2 separate regions of the Homo sapiens genome follow, and region 2 is linked to region 1. A link is a contact called in ENCODE Hi-C data. All regions are on one chromosome and are shown on one strand. Each heading gives the region's core, a stretch centred on a gene start or an enhancer-like site at or near the end of the contact. The rest is flanking DNA. Distances are from core to core; before and after follow the strand shown. Region 1 holds the start of PRKACB (protein kinase cAMP-activated catalytic subunit beta). Region 2 overlaps LPAR3 (lysophosphatidic acid receptor 3).

Region 1 (5,315 bases), core at 1,851-4,350:
CTCTAGTTTTAAAATCTTATTTAACTACAAGATAAGCTATTCTGGTAAATTCTCGGTGCATGGCGAGACATTTAGTGCGAATTAAAGTTGTGGAAACACCGCTAGGAAGAATAACAAGCAATATACTTCTTAAAGTTAATTGCAGTTATGAAGGAATTCATAGTTTTAGTTAAAACTGCAGTTGTTTCTTTCTAGCAGTAGATGCCAGTAGAGTTCTTCTTTTTATTTTTATTTCTTAATCAAAAATCAAATATCCGAAGTACTTCTATAGCAATAGCTTCCTGGTCACATTACCACATATAGAAACATTGCTTTAAATATTAAATATTCTATTTTCTGGAAGGACTTGATAACAAATTGAAACAATTTTATTTTTAAAACAGTGCAGATTTAAAATACGGTGTTTTCAAGATACTCATCTAGTGAAGTTTACTCTTTTTGCTTTAGTAATTTTGTTTTAAAGCTTATGCATTGTTTTAAATAAAGTAATCTTAGTGTTCTAGTTAGGAATCTGCAACTTCTGTACTTGAGCAACATTGAATATAAATAAAAAATCTGGCTAGATGTGTTAAAAATGAATACGGTCCAGCTGAAATGTTACGATTAGTTTGTGTATTTGGCAATGGAATACCATGAGTGTAATACTTTGGGGAGGTTAATATGTCAGAGAGGTGAATGATTAAAGGGGGTAATTGGAAGCGGGGAAAACAAGAAGTTAAGAAGTCCACATTGGCACTGAGTAAAAATGTAATTCAAAGAATGAATAAAATTTAGTAACAAATAGAAAAAAGGAGAAGTTCAATGATAACAGTTCTATTACTCTTGTCTCTATATATGAGCAACTTGGTGCTTCTTGGATTATCTATAAATATGGTCCCATCATAAATAAAATTCAAACATTTTCAAGTATTCGGTGATTCTACTTAGACCTTTAAATTGTTAAAAATGAGTGAATACTTTTTTCTTTTAACATGTTTATTGAGTATGTAATACATGCATTTCATTTATGAATTCAAGTAACTCACAATTTAGGGTCATATAAATTCATAAACAGTACCTTTTAACATAATATTATGAGGTCAGTGAAAACAAAGCAGCAAAGTTTGTTTTCCTAGGAAGTATGTGGCAGACTTCACTGAAGAGGTGACATTTGAACTAAGCCTTGAAGATGATTAGAATTTCCTTCAGTAGAGCAAATCAAGGGAATTCAGTAATTTTATCCACTTCTTCCCTTACAGAATCAGTCCATGCTCTGTAGATATTTGTTGAAGACTACAGACATTTAATAAGTGTCTGTTTTGTGTAAGGCACTACCAGATGTTAAGAAACAAATTATTGTTATGCACACATAATATTTATACATAAAGCTACAAATTTAAGAATTTTGTCATATAGATGCTGTTGCATATTTGTTTAGATTGATAAAAATTTTATTACACAAAACAAAGTATACAGAAATGAGCTGTTACATGGCAAAATTCATTGGTCAGTGTTTTGTTAACTGTTATTCACACATAATATTTATACATAAAGCTATAAATTTAAGTTTATCTTATAGATACTGTTACATACTTGTTTAGATTGATATGAATTCCATTACACAAAGTATACACAAATGAACTGTTAAATGGCAAAATTCACTAATCAGTGTTTTCTTATTGGCCTTTTATGTAGTCCTAATTTGATTACATTATTGTTCCTATTTATTTTACTTATCAGTATTGTTTCTATTTTTTATGTTTGTCAAACAGTTGGCAGTAAATCTGAAGTAAGATTTTTTTAGATAGATTGTTTTAGATAGACCTTTTTCTTTCTTTCCTTTCCTTCCCTTCCCTCCCCTCCCCTCTGCTTCCAAAGAGAACCACGGAAATTTCTTATCCTTTAGTGTCAAAAAAACAAGTACTCAAAATTTTTGTTAAATGCCACAGGTTACTTTCTTTCCTGAAAATTGACAAGGCAAGTTTTACTTACTTTTAATCAAAAGAGATGTTTTGGCCAGGCGCGGTGGCTCACACTTGTAATCCCAGCACTTTGGGAGGCCAAGGCGGGCGTATCGCTTGAGGCCAGGAGTTTGAGACAACTCCTGACCTGGCCAACATGGAGAAACCCCATCTCTACTGAAAATACAAAAATTAGCCGGGCATGGTGGTGCGCGCCTATAATCCCAGCTACTCGGATGTCTGAGGGGCGAGAATCGCTTGAACCTAGGAGCGGAGGTCGCAGTGAGCAGAGGTCGCACCACTGCACTCCAATCTGGGAGACAGAGTGAAACAACGTTTAAAAAAAAATAGAGAGGTGTTTCTAAGTGAGATCACTAAATCAGGGGTTTAGGTAAGTAGTAGTCTTCAGTGGTAAGGTTTTAAAATTAACATGTCTCAGCCAACTAGAAGGAACTTTTTTCTCTCAATTGAAATTTCTTGCTATGGTGGATTTTATATAATTTAAATCTTGTATTTTGTTCTTTTCAAATTTTAGAATGTTTTAAAATGTACCCCTGGTAATAGACATATGTCAGCAGATTATAAGTTTGATAAGCAATACTGACATACTAAGTGTATGTAGTTCCTGTATGTATTAGGCCTAAATCAATGAATTAGAAACATTCAATTTTTTAAAGTGCTATTTCACATTGTTTTATTTATACGTGTTATAAATTTGTTTTGCAAGAGTTTTTTCATACCCATTTCATACTAGTTTTTTTTTATGAAAAGTTAGCTGCTTATAAGGATTCATAAAATCTGTATATTAGTTGATTTCCTAGAAAAAATACAACCTGTCTTTAGCATGTTGTGTTTGGAGGACAGCTTGGCCTTCAGTTGTTTGCATAGACTTGTCATACATGTTTAACTAGTTTTCTTTTTAAAGAATGTTTAGCCTACTATATATATAAAGCTTTATATTTAATGCTCTCATTAGCCTATATATTAATATTAAAACACCCAAACATAAAGCCTTTTAGGCAGATATTGCAAGTTTTTAAAATCCTCAACTCTAGCTGAAAAGTGTTTTGCTAAGAAAAGCTCAGTAATGTGCTGTTTTATATTAACAGGAAACAGAACAGCAGTAGTGGTTTGAATACCCTGCAAACAGGAAGTTTGACACATGCATAGCTCTTAGCTTCTGTGTAAGAAGTTGTGAGCTCCTTCTGGAAACATTTGCAGTTACATTAAGTAAAGTGTAAATGCACATGAATGGCAGCTTATAGAGAACCACCTTGTAACCAGTATACAGGTACAACTACAGCTCTTCAGAAATTGGAAGGTTTTGCTAGCCGGTTATTTCATAGACACTCTAAAGGTACTGCACATGATCAGAAAACAGCTCTGGAAAATGACAGCCTTCATTTCTCTGAACATACTGCCTTATGGGACAGATCAAGTAAGTTTTGTTTTTTAAATGATACATTATAACTAGCAACTAAAATGGTAATTGGAGTTTTACAATCAAACATAAAGAACCCTCTTTTGTTTGTTGTTTTCTGATTTTCACAAGGACATTTTGCAAGATGAAGTTGAAAGAATTCCATAAAAACTTGATTATAAGTTGAGCTGAATCATTCAGCTTTCATCATTGTATGGTTTTATTTTTGACTAAGTTCAATATCAGTGACAAGATTTTCTATAAAATTCTTACATCATTTCTAATGTACTTTTTTTTGTTGTTCTTACATAAAAATGAAATACTTAAGTTTCAGAAACAACCATCTGTTTACTTCTTAAAATGTCTTGTATTTATAAGCTTTAAACTTTGAAAGGGGCAACAAGACTCTTGAATTTATAATTACATTTCTATTGTGTTTGCCATGGTTTTATTTTTAAATGCATGTGAGAAAGTTATTTCAGTTTTACAAACAGGAATTTCTAAAATAAAACATAATTATTCTATCTAAATTCTTACACTTATAACATTATGGATATCAAAAACTTTATAATTATATTTTATGTTATTTATACATATGACTCAAATGCAGGAAAAGTTGGTTATGCATGAATCACATTCTTTCAGGCATGTTAAAATGTTTGAACTTGCAGCTTTGCTAAAATGGTGCTGGGGAACCATTTTTGGTGCCATACACTCTAAAAGATAAATTGCACATATAAACAATACTAGTGCCGCCATTCTACATCTCACCTTGGACCCTCCTCAAGGTATTTCTGTGACTCCAATTAGAGGAACAATAGAATTACCCTTGAAACTTTTGCCCTCTTTGGTGTGTTTGTTTGATCATCAAATAGCACTAGCGTTTGACTCTTTCTGTTTATGTATTTGGTAGCAGTTAAGGAAGAAAACTCAGCTTAACAACCACAACAGCAAAATCAAGAATGGCTTACAAAATTTACTCCTAGGTTTATACAGCACCTTGACAGTGTTATAGAAGCTTATTTGAATTAATTTTTTACTAAATCAGAAATTTTTTTACATTCTTCAAACTATTTTTGGGAGATTGAGGAAGAACATGTATTTGTGCATTTTTTCCACTTAAAAGGTTTTGGGTTATTTATAGTCTTTACTGTATAGCAAGTTGATGGATGAGGAATATGAATATATATCTTCAAGTTAATGAACTGTTGAATATTAAAATAGTGGTATAATATTAAACTTTACCATGTAACAAAAGCTTGTTAATTATTGTCCTTGCCCTATTCTTTTAAATTGCAGTCTTTTAAATCCTTTTGGAAATTATTTTTATGCATTTCAAGTATGTTTTAATTTAAAGTTAAATGAGGAATTAAGACAGAATTGAATTAATTTCTGTTTCATTAATACCTGCTCTTCATATAGTGGGTGTTTAGTAAAAGTGTCTCAAATAAATGAATGTTAGGGGTTTTTAATAATTAAAAGTTATGTTTGAACTAGACTTTCACCACTTTTTAAATGTATGGGATCTGTGATGCTTTCTAAAACATATTTTAAAATCTAGTAATGGAAAATAGTATCATGAGCCATGATTTCTATTGGATAAAATGCTGTTTTGTTTTTTTTTTATTGTGAAGTCAAAACAAATAGGATTCTTGTACACAAATAAAATTAGGAGCAAACCATGTAGCGCTGCAAATAATATGCATGATGTAAGAAATACTTAAAGAGTAACTGAATGTTCATTAATTAAGCATTCCTCTACTTGACTCTCCTTTTTATATCCCTGAATACCATAATAGAGATAATAATTTTATGTCTAAGGATGAGTATGGTAGCATGAAGCTATAATTTCCTATTATGAAATGTATTATTGTAGAGGAGAAAACACTGATAGAGCTGAAATAGAGGAATCCGATCATTTCAAAATTCCAAGGTTTATTTTTGTGGTGAAAACA
Region 2 (5,315 bases), core at 991-3,490, 710 kb after region 1:
TCACCATGTTGGCCAGGATGGTCTCGATCTCTTGACCTCGTGATCTGCCCTCCTCGGCCTCCCAAAGTGCTGGGATTACAGGCATGAGCCACTATACCCAGCCAATTTGGTGAATAATTTTAGATTTGGTGATTAATTGGTTATAGGTGGTGAGAGAGATGGTACTACCAAGACTTCCAGCTTGGAAGGCAAGGCAGATGAAACCCATTGCAGAGATCCTATTTAACAGGTAGAGCAGGTCTGCAGGGCAGCTGAAGCTTGTGGTGCCTCCAGGACATCCAGGTGTGCACGTGACAGCAGCTGGAAACAGAGATTGGGATCTCCTGAAAGGCTGAGGATGGAGAGGCTGCTTTGAGAGACGTTCACATGGAGGGGTTGGTTCAAGCTGCAGGAGTAAAATCACCTGGAAAGAACTTGGGGACCCAAAGGAGAAGGAACAAAGGGCATTTCAGAGATGGTCAGAAATGGGAGAGACTGGACAAGCAGCAGAGAAGGAACAGAAGGAGGAAGACACTATCAAAGGGAGCATGAAGCAAGCAGGCACATAACAGGAAGGTCAAGGTAGATCACTAAATCTGGCAACTAGGAAGACAATGGTGGCTTAATCAAACACAGTAGTATTAGAGTAGTATAGGAAGAAGCTAGCTTACTACGGTTTGAAGTATTAAGAAAAGAAAATAAACAAGAGTAAAAAAATCAGCGGGGCACACTGGCTCGTGCCTATAATCCCAGTACTTTGGGAGACTGAGGCAGAAGGATCGCTTGAGCTCAGGAGTTTGAGACCAGCCTGGGCAACATAGGGAGACCCCATCTCTAAATAAGAAAAGAAAAGAAAAAAAAAAAAAAACCAAGAACAAAAGTCTGGTAGTGAAGGGAGGGAGAGACAGAGCAGTAGTTAGAAGGGGAGTTAAGGTCAGGGCTTACATTTTTGAACGATCAAGCTCATAGGAAAGCAAGAATAAGGACAAGAGTAGGCTCGTGGATCCCCCAGCTCCTGGCTGGAAGGAATGAGCCCTAGTGAAAAGCTAGGATGGTAAGGATGTGACCTGTGCAGGTGGACTCAGATATGAAGGAAGGGAAATTAAGGGAGTTCATGCCAGATGAAGAAAGCAAAGATTGGGAGGTCAGCTGGGGAATGAGACAGGGCAAAGCTCAAAGACCTTGGGGAAAGTGGCAAGGCTTGATTAAGTGTTGCTCTTGCCTGACCCTGCCTCTGAATTTTAGTTCCCATGATGGATCCCTCTTCCTGCTTCTTCTCTCTCTGCCTCCTGCCAGATTTCCATAAGCTCACGCCCCACTGGCCTGCTTCTCTTCTCCTCCCCTGCAGCCCCGATGGGCCTTCTAGCTGCTGCTGACAAATGTGCCTTCCTACAACATCTACCATGATGGACCAGCTCTGCCTCTCTCTGGCATCTGAGCTACCTCCCATCCCCAGATCCTGGGGACTCTCCTATTGTCTCCTAAGTGATCTCTCCCTCTCCAACCCACCTCTCATCTTTCTAAAACCCTGCTTTGCATTTTGCAACTCCCACCTTCTCAACACTCAAGATCCTACATGGGCTCTTTCTTGCCAGATGAGGCAGTTCAGCTGTGGGCTGAAGACTGGCCACAGGCCTATTTAATTGGGCCTGCATGGTCTTTTAACAAAAAATGAAACTGATTGTCTTTACACAGGGCATGATCTGTCTAGTTAGCCACAGGCACCACCCCTCCCTATTTCCTTATATCCACTCCAGACCCAATTCATATACCCATGTTATCTGCCTAGTCTCTCTTAGATATCTGACAATGAAGTCCACAGGACCCTAGGATCCAAGGCCTTCCAGTCTCTGGCTCCCTTATGTCTCTCAAACCAGATTGTCATTACTATTCAAACTCCTTATTCCAGAAATCAGTCTGCCCAGTCTCCCCTTTCTACCCACGGCCCTGGCATGGCCTCCCTAGACATATGTATACCTGTCTCCCACCCTGCCTTTCCTCCTATCTGCAATGCCTTCCCCTTTCCTCTCCACCTGTTACACTGAAATCAGGCTTATATTCTACCTTCTCAAAGAGGCCTCCATGGACCATCCAAGCCCACAGCATTTTTTCAGCCTAGGCCCCCTCATTCAGCCCTTATGTATATTTCTTTGTGCCTTCAGTTATCTTTTTTGAGTACATTTCTCATTTCCTCAAATAAGCCTGGAAATAGGGTTCTCTATTAGTCACACACAGGAAAAGCCACACAGAACAGGTCTGCCTCCATGTCATCTATCTCTCATGTGACACAACCGTTGACTCATAAATCTTGGTCATTTCCTGACAACCATAAACCACTAGAGCAAGCACAGATTCACAGTGCCTTCAGGGTAGAGGCCATGTCTCATAGTTAGTACACTGCCTAAAACCTAGCAAGGTAGTCAATAAATGTTTATGATGAGAAAATATAAAATGCAGAAAAAAACATAAAGAATAAAATAGGTTCACCACTGAGCAGTAAATTCTCTGACTTGATGAAAACAACGCCTGTTGTGATTCACTGTCACTCAGGCATCCAAGGACAGGTATATTTTGCCAAGGCAAGAAGTTGGGACCCACTAGAAGAAGCAGGAACTAGAAGGTCCAGAGCTGCAGCCACAATGCTGCAGTAATTTACAAAGTGAACTTGGTCAAATCTCTCAACAGTATTGATTCTTTGAGGTAATGGGATCTTTCCGCCACATACTCTGCAGAGTTAACAACAATCTGGTGGTGAGGGAGAGCAGGTGGCTGGGCTGGAGGGACAACTGTCAGTGCAGGAGGGAAGATGACTCCTGCCAATAACTCTTGGTTCCCTTACCCCTTATCCCAGCTTCTGTGTTGATCCCTAGGTCCACGACAGGGCATAATTCCAGCAAACACCCTTTACTCCCAGTTCCCACCCAACATGTTTGCCATAGATACACAATGAACATAGTAGTCCCCAGCTGAAATTTTCGAAGTACAATGTTAACATGGAATTTGATAAAATTCTACCATTGGCCAGCACACACCATACTATTCCAGATGTTGAATTAGCCCAGTGATATGACGCCTGAGTCACAGACGATGACCACATTTCTCCTTTGGCAGAAATCAAAGCCCTAAGAGAGGGTGTTCCTGAGTTCTGGAACATGAAACCTTCCAGGAGGCTGGGTGTTGGCAGGAGGGTTGGATGTAGTTGGGTACTGGAACCTCTCCCTATACCTTCTTTTCAAAGAGGTCAAATTTGAGAAATGTTTCTCCACCTTGCACTCAGAAAATATTCAATAATTGTTTGTTTCAGCTTAAGAGGAAGGTTTCAGTTTTCTAAAAAGAAGAAAAGCCAGAAGTTCTGAAGAAGGGGGCATGAGAGGGGAATAAAAGAAGCTGAGTGCATTTGGTGTAATGGAACTGAAGGGGTCTGGACCAGAGGAAATGGAAGAAGTAAGAGGGCAGGGCAGTGGTTACATTGGAAACAAGAACACTGATTTGGGAAAAGCACTTCTAAACTGACTGCCAAGGGAGGTGTCTGAAACAGTGGCGTGGGGGGAAAAGAAAGAACCAAGAGCCAGACTTGAGGTAACAAATGGCTACATATGGCAGAGACAGAAGAAAGAAGACAGACTCCTGGAAATGTGGTGTTGGAAGAGGTGTCAAGATGGCATTTGAACAAGTGGGATGGAGTGCCATATGAGGGATTTTCTTTTTTAATTTGAAGCTGTCTTCCTTCCAGCATCAGACACTGAGGTCATCTCAGTCCCCACGTTCCCCGTCAGAACAGGAAGGGATGTGTCAAACAGCAGCGTAGGGGCAGCAACTGAGTGGCAACTGCATTTTTGCACCCACCGATTGACGGCCTGCCCTGAAAACAATGCCTCCCTCCCATAGGCCTCTGTAGCAATGCCATGAAGCACACAGGAAAATCATCTGTGACAAAGGTGCTCCTGGGACTAGCCATTTCAAGACAAAAGTACGAACACCCCCGGACTCAATGTACTGAGTACTGGTGCCTGGATGGCTTGACTCTGAAAAGAATCACCCTCCTTCTGATATGACTCTCTGCACAGCAACAAGAGAGCCCCTGTGTGCCAACAATCTGTTCATTTCACTCAGCATTTCTTAAGGCAAAGCTTTAACTGTTTTCTTTTTTTCTATTTTAACAGATATTTGATTACTAAGGCATGCAGGCAGTAAACATTGAAAGCAGGCTTCTGTGTTGCAGAAGCAACTACAAGGCCACAGAAGCTGAAAACAAATGTTTCAGAATTCCTCACGAACTTAGGCACATGTACTTTTTTTTTCTCTCTCTCTCTTTTTTAATGGAGTAAGGACAGTTCATCGATGAAGCTTATGAATAATACCAAAAGGCCTGTGTTTTGGTCCCAACTCTTTTCAGTCACAGGGCAAACTTTCCAATCCTAGCAAAGGTGATAATAGCAGCTGACGAACTAGCTACTCTCGAAGGATTTGTTAGCAAGAGGGGGACAGTTTCTTATGAGGACCATCCTATAATAGAGCTCTATACACAAGATGTTGGTGCTGTATCACAGGACTCTTGTCAAGCTAATGCTTTGTGGCCAGGGTCTCATTTATAATGTTTTATTCATAAATGTTGCAAAAGTGAAATGAATTATTAATGGAAAGATCATCTGTCAGAGACAGGAATCATTAACAGAATTTCGTAGGGGAGAGGGTGGTTTATAGGGACTAGCAATGTAAGCACAGAGCTTTTCAGTTCTGTGGTGACCATGTGTTCAGACTGTCCTGGGTCTCCAGTAACAGAGCTGGTACCATTTGCCATCTGTCAAGGCAGCCTCTGCAAAGCACACCCGGTCAGCTTCCTCTTGGCTACTTGTCCATTTTATAAAATCTGCCATCATGATGGCACCAACAGTAGGCTTCTAGTCCCTGTGTCCAGGTTACTTGGTGATAGAACTGGACATAAAAGGGCATTCTGCTTGAATACAGGGCATGGCTCTTTAGAATCAAACTAAGGTCTAAGAGTAGCTAATATTTACTTAGTACTTACTATGTACCAAACATTATGCTAGGTGCTTTATGTGTATTAACTCATTGAATCCTCAACACCTCACCATGCCAAAGATACTATTATCCCTTTCTTACAGATGAAAAAACTAAGGCACAGACAGGTGAGATGAATTGCTCAAGGTCACACAACTTGGAATTGACAAAGCTAGGATTTAAATCCAGTTCCCCCCGCCGACTCCAAAGCCCCTATTCTTACCAATGATTTTAATAAGCATAAAGTTTGAAGAGTATAGAGCTGTCATTTTCCAGGAGATGTTTTCATAGCTGTCACTAGCATGCTGCAAAAC

What was found. Hi-C counts contacts between places; a loop is a spot of excess contacts on that map. Pooled maps may share reads with other maps.
Region 2: a pooled map shows a loop between it and region 1 (6-fold over the local background). The contact joins the enhancer-like site here to the promoter of PRKACB in region 1. A Hi-C loop is called at or near these places in 1 of 168 maps with a recorded cell type or tissue (naive thymus-derived CD4-positive, alpha-beta T cell), 3 of 37 single-sample maps with no recorded cell type and 12 of 50 pooled maps.

What each region holds. Positions count from the first base shown.
Region 1 is chr1:84,141,171-84,146,485 of GRCh38, forward strand. It overlaps PRKACB (protein kinase cAMP-activated catalytic subunit beta), which reads left to right and starts at 3,101. Exons shown (of 10, transcript NM_182948.4): 1 at 3,101-3,378. The coding sequence starts at 3,192. RefSeq lists a silencer at 3,120-3,169.
Region 2 is chr1:84,852,276-84,857,590 of GRCh38, forward strand. The region is part of intron 2 of LPAR3 (lysophosphatidic acid receptor 3); the gene reads right to left. Among named protein-coding and RNA genes, the nearest start is that of LPAR3, 38 kb to the right of the region's middle. RefSeq lists an enhancer at 2,148-2,397. Within about 2 kb of position 2,241, at least 6 of the 41 ENCODE cell types and tissues checked have a DNase peak (open chromatin) inside an H3K27ac peak, as active enhancers do.